3 separate regions of the Homo sapiens genome follow, and all the other regions are linked to region 1. The links are chromatin contacts, found by Hi-C in ENCODE. All regions are on one chromosome and are shown on one strand. The core of a region is the stretch at or near the end of the contact, and the rest is flanking DNA. Distances in the headings are between cores, read along the strand shown.

The links. A loop is a pair of places that touch in the nucleus more often than their neighbours do. Pooled maps may share reads with other maps.
Region 2: a loop to region 1 is called in a map of CD4-positive, alpha-beta memory T cell, with 32 times the contacts of the local background. The contact joins the promoter of HIVEP1 here to the promoter of ATXN1 in region 1. A Hi-C loop is called at or near these places in 2 of 168 maps with a recorded cell type or tissue (CD4-positive, alpha-beta memory T cell and naive thymus-derived CD4-positive, alpha-beta T cell) and 9 of 50 pooled maps.
Region 3: a map of CD8-positive, alpha-beta T cell shows a loop between it and region 1 (7-fold over the local background). The contact joins the promoter of RANBP9 here to the promoter of ATXN1 in region 1. A Hi-C loop is called at or near these places in 2 of 168 maps with a recorded cell type or tissue (CD8-positive, alpha-beta T cell and naive thymus-derived CD4-positive, alpha-beta T cell) and 7 of 50 pooled maps.

What each region holds. Positions count from the first base shown.
Region 1 is chr6:16,758,169-16,762,709 of GRCh38, reverse strand. ATXN1 (ataxin 1) reads left to right here and starts at 1,250. Exons shown (of 8, transcript NM_001128164.2): 1 at 1,250-1,412. It overlaps ATXN1-AS1 (ATXN1 antisense RNA 1), which reads right to left and starts at 1,572. Exons shown (of 3, transcript NR_136240.1): 1 at 1,544-1,572; 2 at 431-591; 3 at 1-358. RefSeq lists an enhancer at 1-796 and silencers at 797-1,116, 934-1,149, 1,157-1,316, 1,793-1,922, 1,993-2,472 and 1 more.
Region 2 is chr6:12,009,932-12,014,472 of GRCh38, reverse strand. It overlaps HIVEP1 (HIVEP zinc finger 1), which reads right to left and starts at 2,161. Exons shown (of 9, transcript NM_002114.4): 1 at 1,907-2,161. RefSeq lists silencers at 2,007-2,146, 2,327-3,236 and an enhancer at 3,566-4,110.
Region 3 is chr6:13,709,631-13,714,171 of GRCh38, reverse strand. It overlaps RANBP9 (RAN binding protein 9), which reads left to right and starts at 2,337. Exons shown (of 14, transcript NM_005493.3): 1 at 2,337-3,237. The coding sequence starts at 2,667. LOC124901264 (a long non-coding RNA gene) reads left to right here and starts at 1,418. Exons shown (of 2, transcript XR_007059462.1): 1 at 1,418-1,489; 2 at 1,631-1,820. RefSeq lists silencers at 1,833-2,602, 2,763-2,882, 2,963-3,012, 3,273-3,392.

The DNA of each region.
Region 1 (4,541 bases), core at 1-2,500:
CCGCACTGAGCGCCCTTAGTCTGGAGGCGCCTCCTAGTCCTCCAGGTGCCACACCTGTTGGCAAGGTGCACCCATCCGAAGAAGATTCCTTCGCGTGGAGGTCACACCTGGCGGCGAGACAGGCGGAGGGGCGGGGTGGTGGGAGTCGGAGACCGCACTGAAACCCTGAGTCCAGATTTAAGTTCCTCGTCGATTCTCGAGAACTGCCATTTGATGCTCCGGTTGCTTTCTCTGTCTCCTACACTGGTTACCTCATTTCCGATTAAATTAATGATCCGAAATTAGCTGCGAGAGGAGTGCGCGGGTCTCCTTTCCAGGCTAGAGCGGAGTAGTTCCATATCAAAGCCGATTTCCGGACCTGCGTGCGAAGAGAGAAAGAGGGCAGGGTCGGGCGGTCGCCAGCGTTCGCCGGCAGGAAAGGTGAGGGTACCTGTGCAGTCGGGGGACCCCTTGAAACTTTCCGGAGTTGCACGCAGAGGCAATCCCCGCGGCCCCCAGGCCTGGGTTCCGGAACGCCGAAGCGACGCCGGTTTGTGGCTTAACGTGCAGCTGATGATCAGAGTGAGCCCTCTCAGATGCTGCTCCGAGCGCCTGGGACCAAGGACACGTCGGGATTAGAATGGGCCGACCTCCCCTCCCCGCTGGGGTGTTGCATCGGCTCCCAGCTGAAGCCTGACAGCCCTTGGGGGAGTCCCCCAGGTTGCCTGAGTAGCGCCCCGTTGTCGTTCAGTCCCCTCCAACTAGGTGCAGGGACCCAGGGAGGCGCGCGAGGACCGACCCGTCACCGCTCAAATTACCTCATCGCCCAGCTCCCCGCCCCCTTCCCAAACCTGGAAGGAACCTTGCCCTCCGGTCCGCGTCTCCCCTCCCCCGCACCCCATCCCGAGCCACTCTTTGGGAAAGGTGCCCGCCTCCCCGGGCGGCGCGCAGCGAAGGGTTAAGGGCGCGGGCCGGCCGCCGCGCGGTGCGCTCGCCGTGCTCTGTGCGGCTCGCCGGGCCGCCCGCCAGAGGGTGCCCCCCACCCCCATGAAGTCGGATCCTTGAGCTGCGGCGGCGGCAGCCAACTGCTCCATATTTGGCTTCTATTACACATTTACATACTGGAGCGAGCGAGCGAGCGAGCGCGAGAGAGCGCGAGGGAGGGAGGGAGGGCGGGCGGGCGGAGGGAGGAGGGAGGGGAGGGGAGCGGGAGGAGGGGGAGGAGGAGGAGGAGGAGGAGGAGGAGAGAGCAGAGTATACCGCAGACATCATTTCTACTACAGTGGCGGAGCCGTACAGGACCTGTTTCACTGCAGGGGGATCCAAAACAAGCCCCGTGGAGCAGCAGCCAGAGCAACAGCAGCCGCAAGACATTGTTTCTCTCCCTCTGCCCCCCCTTCCCCACGCAACCCCAGATCCATTTACACTTTACAGTAAGTGACTATTTTTTTTTCCTCCTCCGATTCTTTCCCCCCTCCCCCATTCCCTTCTCCCCTTATTTAGATTAAAATCCCTCCTCCCCCGATCTCCCGAGAGGGGCAAAAGCAACAACCAGCAAACAAACCCAAAACCCCAATCGGCTGCACGGAAAACAGCTGGAAGAGGAGCGAAGGAAATCGACGCGTCGTGTTCTGTGTGTGTGCGTGTGTGTGTGTGTGTGTGTGTATGTGTGTACATACAACCGTCCCCGGCTCCAGGCTCCCGGGCCGACACCCCCACTCTGGGCGCAGGGGCGGCCGGCGGGGGGGCTGTCAGGGGCTGGGTGGGCGCCCGCCGGGCTAGGGGGCGCGCCCGGGCGGGGGGCGCGGGCGGGGAGAGCGGCGGCGGCGCCCCGCTCCCCCGGCTGCTGGTCCGGTCGCAAGTGCGGAGAGCCATGTCCTCCTCCCTCCGGGTGGCGCAGGGGGGAGGCGGCGGCTGGGGTTGGGGGGTGGTCCCTTTCCCGGCCGCCCTCTTCCCATTCCTCCTCCCCGGAGAGGGCGGTGAGAGAGAGGGGGTCTCACGGAGGGCTGGACTTCTCCGCGGGTGGTCGCCCGGCCTCGGCGCCCTGGGGCGGGGGTCTCCCCTCGGAGGGCCGGCCTCGCCGGGTGTGCGGCTGCGGGCGGGGAAGGGACTGCTCCTGCAGCCGGGACGGGACTTTGCGCGCGGCCGGGTGCCGGGCGGGGGGCGCAGAGGGGTGGCCTCGGGGACCGCGCGGGGGTAGCGGGTGTGCGGGTGCCTGGAGCGCGGCTGGAGTGGCGGTGACGGCCCTGGCCGCCGCCGCCACCGCCGCCCTGTTGGTGCGGCCGCTTCCTGATCATGTGCAGCGGCAGCCGCCGCCCGGAGCCGGGAGCCCGCGAGCGCCCCAGTCCGGGCCGGCGCCCCCGCCAGCACCCGCGGCAGGAGACGAGGAGCCGCGGCAGGCGCTGCCCTGAGCCGGGAGTGAACGGCTGCGCGGCTGCTGGGAGGGTGAATGAAGCCAGGAGGAGGGGAAGGAGGAGGAGGCGGCGGCCGCCGCGGAGGAGGCGCTGCGGGGATTGGGATGCGCCCTGGAGCCCCACTGCTCGTTCACTCTGGGCCGGGCCGGAGACTCTGCCACTCCCGGGGGCGCCGCCGCCTCCTCCTACGTGGTTCCAGTGCTGCGCGCAGGCCGGTCCCGCAGGGGGCAGGGAAGGGGGCCGGACGGGCGGAGCGAGAGGTGAGGCGGTGTCGGAGCGCGGCGTGAGTGTGAGTGAGTGTGTGAGTGACTGTGTGTGTGTATTTGTGCGCGCGCGCGCCGGGCGGGGGGCGAGGGCCGTCGCGACGCGGAGGGGGCCCTTCCTTGGCTACTTGGCTGACTCTGCAGCGCCCCGACCCCTCTTCAGCCCCCCGCCTTCAGGCTGCCTTCTTAAACTCCGTGGCTTGTGCTTTCATTTTGTTTCAGACCACGTAGGGGGCTGACTGAAAGGGATGAAACAATTCAGGTTTTCTAGGGAGATTGAGCAAGAACCTTAGTGGGGGTGGAAGTAGGGTGGTGATCGAGACTCTGCCAGAAAACAAAACAAAACAAAAAAAAATCCGTTTCTAAGGACGGCGGGGATTCGGTTCGAGCCCGTGGCTGCTCTGTTTTGTTTTGCTTTCTTGGTATATAATCCTACAGATAAAAGGGTAATATAAATATTTGAGAAGAGGGAAATTGCTGAAGAGTAGTAAGGGCAAAAAAAAAAAAAAAAAAAAAAAAAAAACAGTCGGAAGAAGCTGGTTATATAATGCGCGATGTGGCTAACAAGAAAGGCAAGCTATTTTTATTTTGTTTACCGTATGCTGTGCAGTAGGGACTCCTCCAAACTGGTTCTGTCCCCGAAGAGATTCTTAGCTTCCCTGCGAGATCCACAGGATACAATTAGCAAAATTAGAAGACCCTATTACACCCACAGAATAAAAACTAATGCCTTACAGTGGCTTTCTCCCTGCACATCCTGTCGTGCATGCACGGGAATGTGTGTATGCAAATAAGTTCTCCTTTGGCAATCTAGTAGTCACATCTCAATGACATTTGTGTTTTATAATGCAGGCTGTTTTTAATATTTAAACATCATTGTTATATATTGCACACAGCAGTGGGTAGTTACTTGGTTATTTTTAGGCACAGCTAGTTACTTTTTCAACAGTGTTAGCTGAGACATTTCTGTTTGGGTTTTTTAGGAGGCTGCAGTTCCTAGAAGCCCCCCTTAAGCCCACCCTTCGGTTTATTTGATGGGTAAAGGTAGTTTGATACTTGAGCTTTTTTTGGAGTGAAGCTTATGTCTGAGGAAACCACCAGAGAGAAGAGAAAATCCTGCACAGGAACTCTTGGAAAGGGATTGCACCATAACGGCTAGCGCTGTGGCATTTAATCTCCTCTGATTGCCCTCTCACTGTGCATGCATCAGTCAATATTTTAGCAGCTCCGCAAATAAATGGACTTGAATGCCATCTTCTACATAAAGCAGAGGTTGAAGGGCTCCCCTGAACCTCCTGGCTGCCTGTCAGTGGTGTAGGTTTTCGGTGCACTTACTCCAGTCCTGATCACTCATGTAATTAGATCAGGCTGCCATGGCAACAGACAGTGTTCCTCGTCCATTCAGGTGGGTTTGTCTTGTGCCTGAACTACTCCAAGTGTTTTATGCACAGCATTTATGCTGCCCAAGCCAGACGAGAGACTCCACTATTTCAATTGCATCTTCTTTCAGTCATTTGGATGGGAGACACTGAATGAGGCTTCTAGCTACTCAACTTTTATAAAGGAGACCAACAAGCTGTTCTTCCTAGGTGCAGTATGTAAATGCATCTCCCCAGACAGTGAAAGGAGCCTGACAATCCTGCTGGTGTTTATTGTGAACAGATCAACAAGTATTTGGTACTTGTTAGAAACCTTTCAGAGCTCACTAAAGCAACATTTCTTTTGCAGTCTGGTGCCTTTGGCCTTGCAGTCAGTCACTTAACCCTTTCAAGTGTGAAGAGCGTTCATCATTTGGAACCTCCATTGCCCATAGCGATGGCTGGATTTCTAAAGGGTTTACTCAGGGGAATAACTTATTCGGAAAATATATTCCCATTGTCACATT
Region 2 (4,541 bases), core at 912-3,411, 4.7 Mb after region 1:
ACCTACTATGTGCCTGTGTACTTTCTACACATTCCCTAATTTAATCTGTTAACTAAGAAGGTAGCTATCATTTATTCATTTTACAGATTAAAAAAAAATTGGATAAGTAACTTGTCCAAGATAAACAACTAAAGAATGTGGTACTGCATGACTCAGTTATATCCAGTGCTTATTTTGTGGAGCTGATAACATCTACTTTCAGGATTTCTTTCAAGAGGCGCAGCAAGTCATGACGACTTATCTTGGTGTCAAACCGGAGTGGGTTCAAAGCCAGGCTTTACCCCTTACTGTGTGGCCTTGTTCAGGTTACTTAACCTCTCTGAAGATCAGATTTCCCAACTGTAAAATTAGGAAATATTATCCACATCAGAAGGTTGTTATAAGGACTAAACTAAACATTGTAGACGCTTTGCCTGTCACACAAAAACGCTGAACTATTAATTCTCCTTAAGAAAGCCTATATGGGAAGGAATGTGTCTAACATCCCAGTATAAGGTTTTAGAAATTTATGGTTTCATTACAGCAAAGAAACAGAAGGTAAAGAAGGCCACGATTAACTTCAGTATTTTATCCCTGATCTGGCTGTATGTCAGCTCAGCACAAAATTATTTGCAATTTTTAACTACATGGTAAAATAATACAAAAAAAAATGATGGTCTAAGTATTTCATCTAGCATTGTGCTAAGTGATCTATAAAAGATAGGGTTTCTCAGCTCCTTGCTCTAAAGAAACATCCACTATCTAATTCAGGAAGGTTCTGATTCAATAAAGAATTGAGACACAGCTGAACCAAATAAATTGCATGAATGCTTAACTACGTTCGTTGTTAAACTTAAAGCTTTTAAATGGTAACGATATTTGGAAGTTTTTAAAGCGTGAACTCTGACTGTAATCCAATCATGTGATCCCATGGGATCCGGAGCATAAATGTAAAATATGCACATTCCCTGTCCGTAAAGGCTTTCTGCTACCCCGTTCATTGCCTACCCACTGTCCCTAGCTGTCCATCCCATATTTAAATCCTTGTGGGGGGAAGTGGGTATTTCCAAAGACAGCAGCATTGTAGCGACTAGGACGAGTGATAAACCGTTCCTTTACGGGAAAGAAATAAATACTACATGGAGCAAAAACATGACACGATCAAAAAGCGTAAAGACAGTTGCAAGGAGAAAAAACATGAATGAATGTGGAGGGCGGAGCCTGGGAAAACCCCTCTGCAACGCTGCACTGAACAAAGCGCTTCGCATGCCAGGAGGAGGGGGGGAATGGAAGTGCCAGCTCAGGAAGGAGCCTGGAGTGGATGCAGAGAGCTGAGGAGGAGGAGGACGAGATGAGGCGAGCGCGGCAGCCCTGAGACTCCTCCTCGCCGCCTGCTCCGCCGCCGCCCCCTCCCCTCTCCAGCCAGCAACTCCTTCCCGAGCCCGACCCCAAGGCGAGCCCGAGCCGACCCGCACCCCAACCCACCGCCCCCTTCCCAACTGCAGCTGGCGCGCACTCCCAACCCGGAAAGAAACTACCCAGGTGGCCGGGAGTAAACAGGCACTTAGAGCAAAGAACGAAAGGGAAAGAAACCCACAAAGCCGGGAGGTTGGGATGCCGAGGCCTGGTCTCTTTCACCCCCCACCCTCTTGCAAAATGCGTCTGCGGCTGGAAGGCGGCTGGGGAGGCTGGGTCCCTCTGTACCTGCTCGGCTCGCGCGCGGCGAGGGCGCCCAGAAGTGCCAAGGGTCTCCCGCACGCAGCCATCCCCTCTGCAAGGTCGGCGGTTGCACACACACGCACACACACACACACACGCGCGCCCGCACGCCCCCCGCCCGCCGAAGGGATGTGCTCCTGCCCCCCCCCCCCTCCGCCCCGCCGCCCTCCCCAGCTGCAGCGCCCCCGCCGCGGAGCCCGCGCCGAACCTGCTGCCAGGACGCCCGGCGGAGCCGCTGCCGCTGCAGCCGGCCCTGGAGCTGCGCTGCTGATGGCGGCGGCCGCGGCTCGGGATCTCCGCGACCCCCGCGCGGCGGCGGCGGCGGCGCCTGGGATCCCTCCTTCACTTGACAACCCCAAACACAAACATAACCTCCTCCGGCGGCCGCCGCTCCCCGGTCCCCCGCTCCGTCCGCCACCCTGCCGCCGCCCAGCAGCCGCCACGCTGAAGGCCGGCGACTGGCGCTCACACCACCCAGCACTGAAATATTAAACAGGGGAGCGGGCCGGGGGGCGGGGGGGGGAGCGCGGGGCGCGCGGGCGGGGGCCGCAGCCGCCGGGCGGAGGAGGCGGCGAAGCTCGCCGGCGCCCGGAGCCACGGCATGATCGCGGCCGCCAGGGAGCCGGGCAGCCGGGCTGGGGGGCGCGCGCCGCGGCGGGGCGGGCGGACAGACCCTGGGGCCGCGGGGCCCGGGGCGGGAAGGACGGGCGCGGGCTTTACCTCTCCCCCGGGGCAGAGTAGGGCACGTTTAGCGTCTTTGGGGCCGGCGGGAGGAACGCGGGCCGGGCGGCGCGGGGGAGGCAGGGCGAAGGTCGGAGGCTTTCCCGCGGGTGGGCGGGGCGGCAGGGGATCCCCGGGGGCGGGAGGAGGGGAGGCCGCGGGCGGCGACGCGTGGGCGGGGGAGGGGGCGTCCCCGCGGGGGCTGGGGTTGAGGCCGGGGCGAGGGGCGCGGGACGCCCAGGCGCCGGGGCCCAGCTGGGCCGGCGCGGCCGCCAGCTCTGACCGGGTGTAGGGACTGGATGGGCGCCCGGCCCGGCACGAACCCGGAGCCAGTGCCCCGGGTCTCCCCGGCGGGGCGGGCCCCAGACCGCGCCGGCCCCGCCACCTACCCGCCGCTTCGCCCCTCCCCGCCCCGCCCGGCCGAGCCGCCGCAGGGACGGGAGGGGGACGCGGGAGGAGGTGGCAGCGCAGCCCGGGGGGGAGGGGCGGGGTTAGGGACGCGGGGGGCGGGAGCCCTGGGTCGCGACGCCTGGGGAACCAGCACACGGCGGGGGCGGAGGGGCGGGCCCGGCCAGTCACGCGGCCCCGGGAAGGCCTGGCGGGGTCGCTCAGTTGGGGGCGGTTGGTCCGGGAAGAGGGACGGGACGGGCGGGGCCGTAGTTTCTCTTTACCGTCTCTTTACTTTCTACAGCAGGATGTGGGCCGGCCGCTGACGTCATGGGGTCTCCCGGCCCCGCCCCTCGCCCGGGCAGAATGGGGGAGGGGGAGGCGGGGGGGGGGGGGGACCCCAAGGGGGTTTCCTCAGCAACGCGTAGAAGGAAGGGGAAAGTCATTGTGAAACTTAAAACTCATTAACTTTGAAAAACAACTTTTAAAAAAACGGAGGGGGCAGGGTGTTGGTTTGGAGAGTGGAAGGGGACATGTTAACCCTGAACTGAAACCACTTTTTGGTGGCGGATGTTCTATTAAAAGAGCGAGGAAAGCCAAGGTTATTCCAGAGGCCGCTCCAAAGCCCCGCTGGTGCTTCCCAGTGCCGAAGCTGCGAGCGCAATTAACCCCTGCCTGCCAGCCTGACAGCTTATAGGGCCAACCCGGGAGGGGACTTCGGGGACAGAAAAGGGGGGTGCGGGGCTGGTCGTCGGACCGGGCTCCAGGGAAGAGGGGAGAGCGTGAAAGGGGAAGAGGGAGTAATTAGCATGAACCAAGGTGTGACCCCGGCTGCTAGAAAGCAGTAGAGAAAGCAAGGAGTGGAAATCCATGGCAAAGCAGTGAAGAGGGGCTGGACCAGGGTAACGAAGGTTTTCAGGGTTAGACCTAAAGAACGTTCGCAGTTTGGGGCACAGAAATTCCACAGGTCCACCTCAAGAAGCAAAAGTGGCTGGTTTAACGGGCCACCTCAAACTTGAGAGGAATAAGGTGAAACAAAATTGATGCAAAAAAAAAAAAATCCCTGATGAAACTAAACTGGTTTCCCCTTTTAAGGAATAAAAATGCTAAACGACCATACAACCACTAAGACAGCTGGCCATCTGTGCAAACTTGAATTGTTTTGTTCCCTTGGGCTTCCATAACGACGTCTAGGTTTTTCCTGCTGGAGTTGACCCCTAAAATTCCCCTGAGGAAATCGTACCTCTGGCTCATTTGAGCTAAGAAAAGCTCAAACCACCAGAATGGGAATGATTAAAAATGGAATACTCAGTAATGGCGAGTGTGTAGCCAAAAATAATATCATGTAAAGGGAGAAATATGCCTACTACAAAGTAAATTTGGTTATAAAAGCAAAGATCATCCAACTGTGTACATGTACAATTATGTCTAGCATACTAATGCTAACCCTACGATGAAATAATGCAATTTTTATTTTCATTGTGCTATAACCATCTCTCATTTGTGAAATGAAATGATATCCAATAGGTTGCAATCACCAAAAAAGTATATAATGTAACTTCCCAACTGGGTTATTTGAATCCAAAAGTAAACATGCATTTAACTGTGAACGTATAGCTATTAATCTGTCAGGAGAAAGGTAATGTGATAATGAGTGAAGTTTGTATCACTTTGGAAGTGAAAAATGCTAACTGAATGAATAACGTTTAACCCAATAATTGTTGAGCACAACATAC
Region 3 (4,541 bases), core at 1,088-3,587, 3.0 Mb after region 1:
ACCTCTTTTGGCACTTCCACTGCCCAGAAGGGATACCTTAAAAAAAAATGGCACGAATGTGCTATATGTGCTCCTGTAGCATAACTCCACTGAGTGGGGTATGTGATTAGAATTTCACATGTGACTAGAATTTCTTCTAGTCTCTTCCGGTTGGGCATTTGATTTGCTTCTATATTTAATCTACCATTAATACTTCTTGTGGAACATTTTTCAGCCTAAAGTATTTTCATATTTAGATTGTGTTGTTTGGCTTTTTGATAGATAAGTCAAAAGGTATGAACTCCTTTATGTCTCCTTATAAATATAACCAAGTATGTAGCTTTCCAAAAGGACGTTATCAATGTTCTCTATCTCCTTCTATATGAGAAAGTACTCATTTCACAGCATCCTCCCCCACAACTGAAATCATTAATTTCTTGATGGAGAACCACCAGTCCCCCTTATAAAATGCTTCCAACAAAATGTTAGACAATTCTATTCCTTCAGCTGTTCCTAAGATACGGAAAGTTCTAGATAGTTCCTAAGTGTGCTGACAGAAAAAAAGTACATCTTCAAAAGTGTTTCAAGAAAGTTTAATGACGTCTGGAGCCCATTTATTCTAACATGGCTATCGTACATTTAAATAGAGCTTGGCTTACATTGAACTCATTGTTACTGTAATATAAATGAAAGTGTTAGAACACTGTAAATACAGTGACATCATGTGATTCAAAGTGCAGTGGTTTAAAAAAAGTCATCAAACAACAGGTTAAAATTAATGGATATTTCTATCAAACTACAACAGAGGCCAGGCATGGTGGCTCACGCCTGTAATCCCAGCACTTTGGGAGGCTGAGGCGGGTAGATCACTTGAGGTCGGGAGTTCGAGACCAGCCTGGCCAACATGGTGAAACCCCGTCTCCACTACAAGTACAAAAATTAGCTGGGTGTGAGCACATGCCTGTAGTCCCAGCTACTTGGGAGGCTGAGGCAGGAGAATCGCTTGAACCCGGGAGGCGGAAGTTGTAGTGAGCTGAGACCACACAACTGCACTCCAGCCTGGGCGACAAAACAATAATAATAATAATAATAAAAGTACAACAGAACATCTAGTTGTCTGGGTAACTGAGGGAGAAATTAGGCCGAATGACTCTGTTATTTGTTCTGGCCAGATAATCTTGGCCTTAAATTAAATCACCTTTGGCCTACCTTCTTCAAAACGAAATAATTTTCTCTTCGGCAAAACATTTCTTATTTGACCAAATGATTACCATCATATCTTTGGAAGCAAACAAAATATCAGAATTTACATCACACAATTTACATATGCAAAGCCTGATTTTGCCAGCTAGGGAGGGATAAGCTAAACAAAGGGAAGTGGTGAAAACAAAGTAGTAATGTTATGATGGGTCAGAGAGCAACACTTGGCAAGTTGTGCCAAATTAGTCGACGAAGCATTCTATTGGGAATTGCAAAGTAGGAAGTCCTATTTTTGACTCTGCTGATCTCGGTAAATATTTCCTTGTTTTAAAAATGGGCATAATTTTCTGTTACCTAAGAACCCTGTTATGAAAATTAACGAGTCTATAAAATGTTCTGACGTCTCTAGAAGCCCTTCCTAAACACACACTATAATCTTGTATTCATACAGTGCCTGCTCCTGCTTTTTGAAGATATGCCGGTCTTTATTAATGACATCTTCTACCACTGTTAAGTTCACTGTGAGTCCTCGTAAAATTAATTAATGAAACAGTCACTATTCTAAGTGGGAGACTGCCTTCAGAAGTGGTTTCTACTGCCCATATGGTCAATGCTACGGAATTAAACACTGAAGTACCAAAGGCAATGCGTTCCTCTTTGGAGGGAGGCGGCAAACGGGAACGGGACTGAGGCGAGAGCTAGCAGCACTGCGCGGGGAGCCTGAGCCGCTCCGCACGCCCCGGGCCGACGGGTCCTAGAGCGCCCCGGGGCCTGGGCTCGCGGCGGCCCCAGCGGGGCTCGATTACTCTCGCCTGGACGAGAAGCGGCGCCTCGGCTCCGAGGAGCCCTACGGTGGGGAGGTGGGGCGACGACAACAAAAAGAAGTCAAGTGGGAGGGGATTCGCCGGCGAGGGGGGCGACGGCGGCCGCCAAGGGAGAGGAGGCGGACACCTCCGAAGGGACCTGCGGCGCCGGGAGCCCAGCGATCCTGCCCACGAGCGACTGGCGGGCCCGGGAGGACGCCTCGCGGCGCACAGCCGGGAGCCCCGCGGCCCGCCCCCTCGCACCGCTCGCGCCTCTCTCGCGCCTCCGTCCCGCCCCCTCGCCTAGCGCCGCCCGCGCGCAGCGTCTCGCGCCGGCCCGGCCCGCCCGCCGGGAAACAGCCGCGAGAGCAGCGGCCGCGGCGGCCGCCAGCGCGCCTTCCCCTCCCGCGCTCCCGCGTCGCCCCCGCCCTCGGCGCCTCGTCCCCGGGCCGCGCGCCCGCGCTCCGGCCAACGTTCTCTCCCGGCCTCCCGGGCCCGCCGCCTACTCCCGCGTCTCCGAGCTCCTCAACCGCCGCGGTCTCCCTGGGCGCGCGGCCCGCCGCCTGCTTCCGGGGCGGGCGGACTGGGCGCCTGGTGCCGGCGGCCGCAGCGACAGCGCCCCCGGGAAGCAGAGGAGGAAGGAGAGAAGAGGTGGAGGTGGCCGCAGGCTGAGTCGCGGCCGGGATGTCCGGGCAGCCGCCGCCGCCGCCGCCGCAGCAGCAGCAACAGCAGCAGCAGCTGTCGCCGCCACCGCCGGCGGCCTTGGCCCCAGTCTCCGGAGTCGTCCTGCCGGCGCCCCCGGCCGTCAGCGCCGGCTCTTCTCCGGCCGGCTCGCCCGGCGGCGGTGCGGGCGGCGAAGGCTTAGGGGCCGCGGCGGCCGCCCTGCTCCTCCACCCTCCGCCGCCGCCGCCCCCGGCCACCGCGGCCCCGCCGCCCCCGCCGCCGCCCCCGCCTCCCCCTGCCTCAGCGGCTGCCCCCGCCAGCGGGCCGCCCGCTCCCCCGGGCCTTGCAGCGGGCCCCGGCCCGGCTGGAGGAGCCCCGACCCCAGCTCTGGTGGCGGGCAGCAGCGCCGCGGCCCCCTTCCCTCACGGGGACTCGGCCCTGAACGAGCAGGAGAAGGAGTTGCAGCGGCGGCTGAAGCGTCTCTACCCGGCCGTGGACGAACAAGAGACGCCGCTGCCTCGGTCCTGGAGCCCGAAGGACAAGTTCAGCTACATCGGCCTCTCTCAGAACAACCTGCGGGTGCACTACAAAGGTACTGGGCGTGTGTCCTGCGGTGGGAGTGGGGCACTGACCCGACGTGGCCGGCCGCCGCTGCGCCGCTCTCGACCCGCCCCCGACCCCCGCCCTCGCGGGCTCTGCCCTCGGAGGCCACTCGCCGCCTGTTGTGCTGCTCCGGGTGGGCGCGGGGGTCGCGGTGAAGGGTCCGAGGGTGAGGGGCGAGATTCTTGGAAAAGGAAGGTGAGTAGAATGCCCCAGGGTAGAAAGGAGCTGGTAATCCTAGACCAGGAGCAGGACACCTTGAGGGAATCCGGGATGACAGGACAGAACTGGCTTTCTGATTTCCCTGGGAGATAAATCTTGGGGCTTGGGTAGAGGAATCCATGGACTCGGAGTTGGGTTACATTGTTCTCCAGGTGGTGGGTCAGGCGTTCTCCTCTTACAAGGGGGGAAGAGAGGCACGATTCTGAGGTATGATTTCTAATTAAGAGAGAGCAGGGATACACAGGGGGAGGAGTAATCAAAATTAGGCCAGAGATTGTCTAGGGGGACAAAAGGACAAGGGGCCCAAGTTTGCCATCAATATATTTTAGTAAAAGCAACCGGGAGGGTAAGAGAAGGGAACCCCAGGAACACCCTTTTTCTTAGGGGAGCAGAAACCTACCCCTCCCGATTGGAAGTGCCCTATACAGGTCCTTAGGTGTTGATATCACATGAAGTCTTGTTGAAAACGAAGATGGAACAAAATGCAGCTTAGTATTTTGAAGAAAATTGGCTTATGTTTTGCACTTGCAGTTAAAAACAACAACCTTAGGCTTGTGCTTGCCCCTTTCCTCCCTCACCTACCTCTCCTAGGTTAAAACAAAGCTGGAAGCAAATCAGTTGTATATAAAATTATGAATTGCTATGGGAACTATTGAAATGTAGCCCAATTTAATAGCATGTATCAAGTTTACTTGTGTGGAAGAAAAAAAAATCAACCTAACGTATCAGTCTTGTCTGGAAACAAATCCAGGGTTTTAGGCCCCAAACCTAAAGCAGAAGCTTTTACATTCACGGCAGCCTCACTTTGATTGGCTGTAAAGGGGTCTACTCAGATCCTAGTGACATGTATGTAGAGGAGATAAACAACCTTGTGGTTAAATTCTTAACTTATACGGGACTGAAATTTGAGAAGAAGCTTGATAAGTAAGTTACTATTTAATCAGAAAGGCGAATGGCAATAGAAATCTACCAAATGATTTGGCTGCAAAGAATCACGCACAAAAATAGGCCTTGTTGAACATTCTTTTTATTCTCGCCATACATCCAAAGAAGTACTTCCAAGTGTTATCCTCC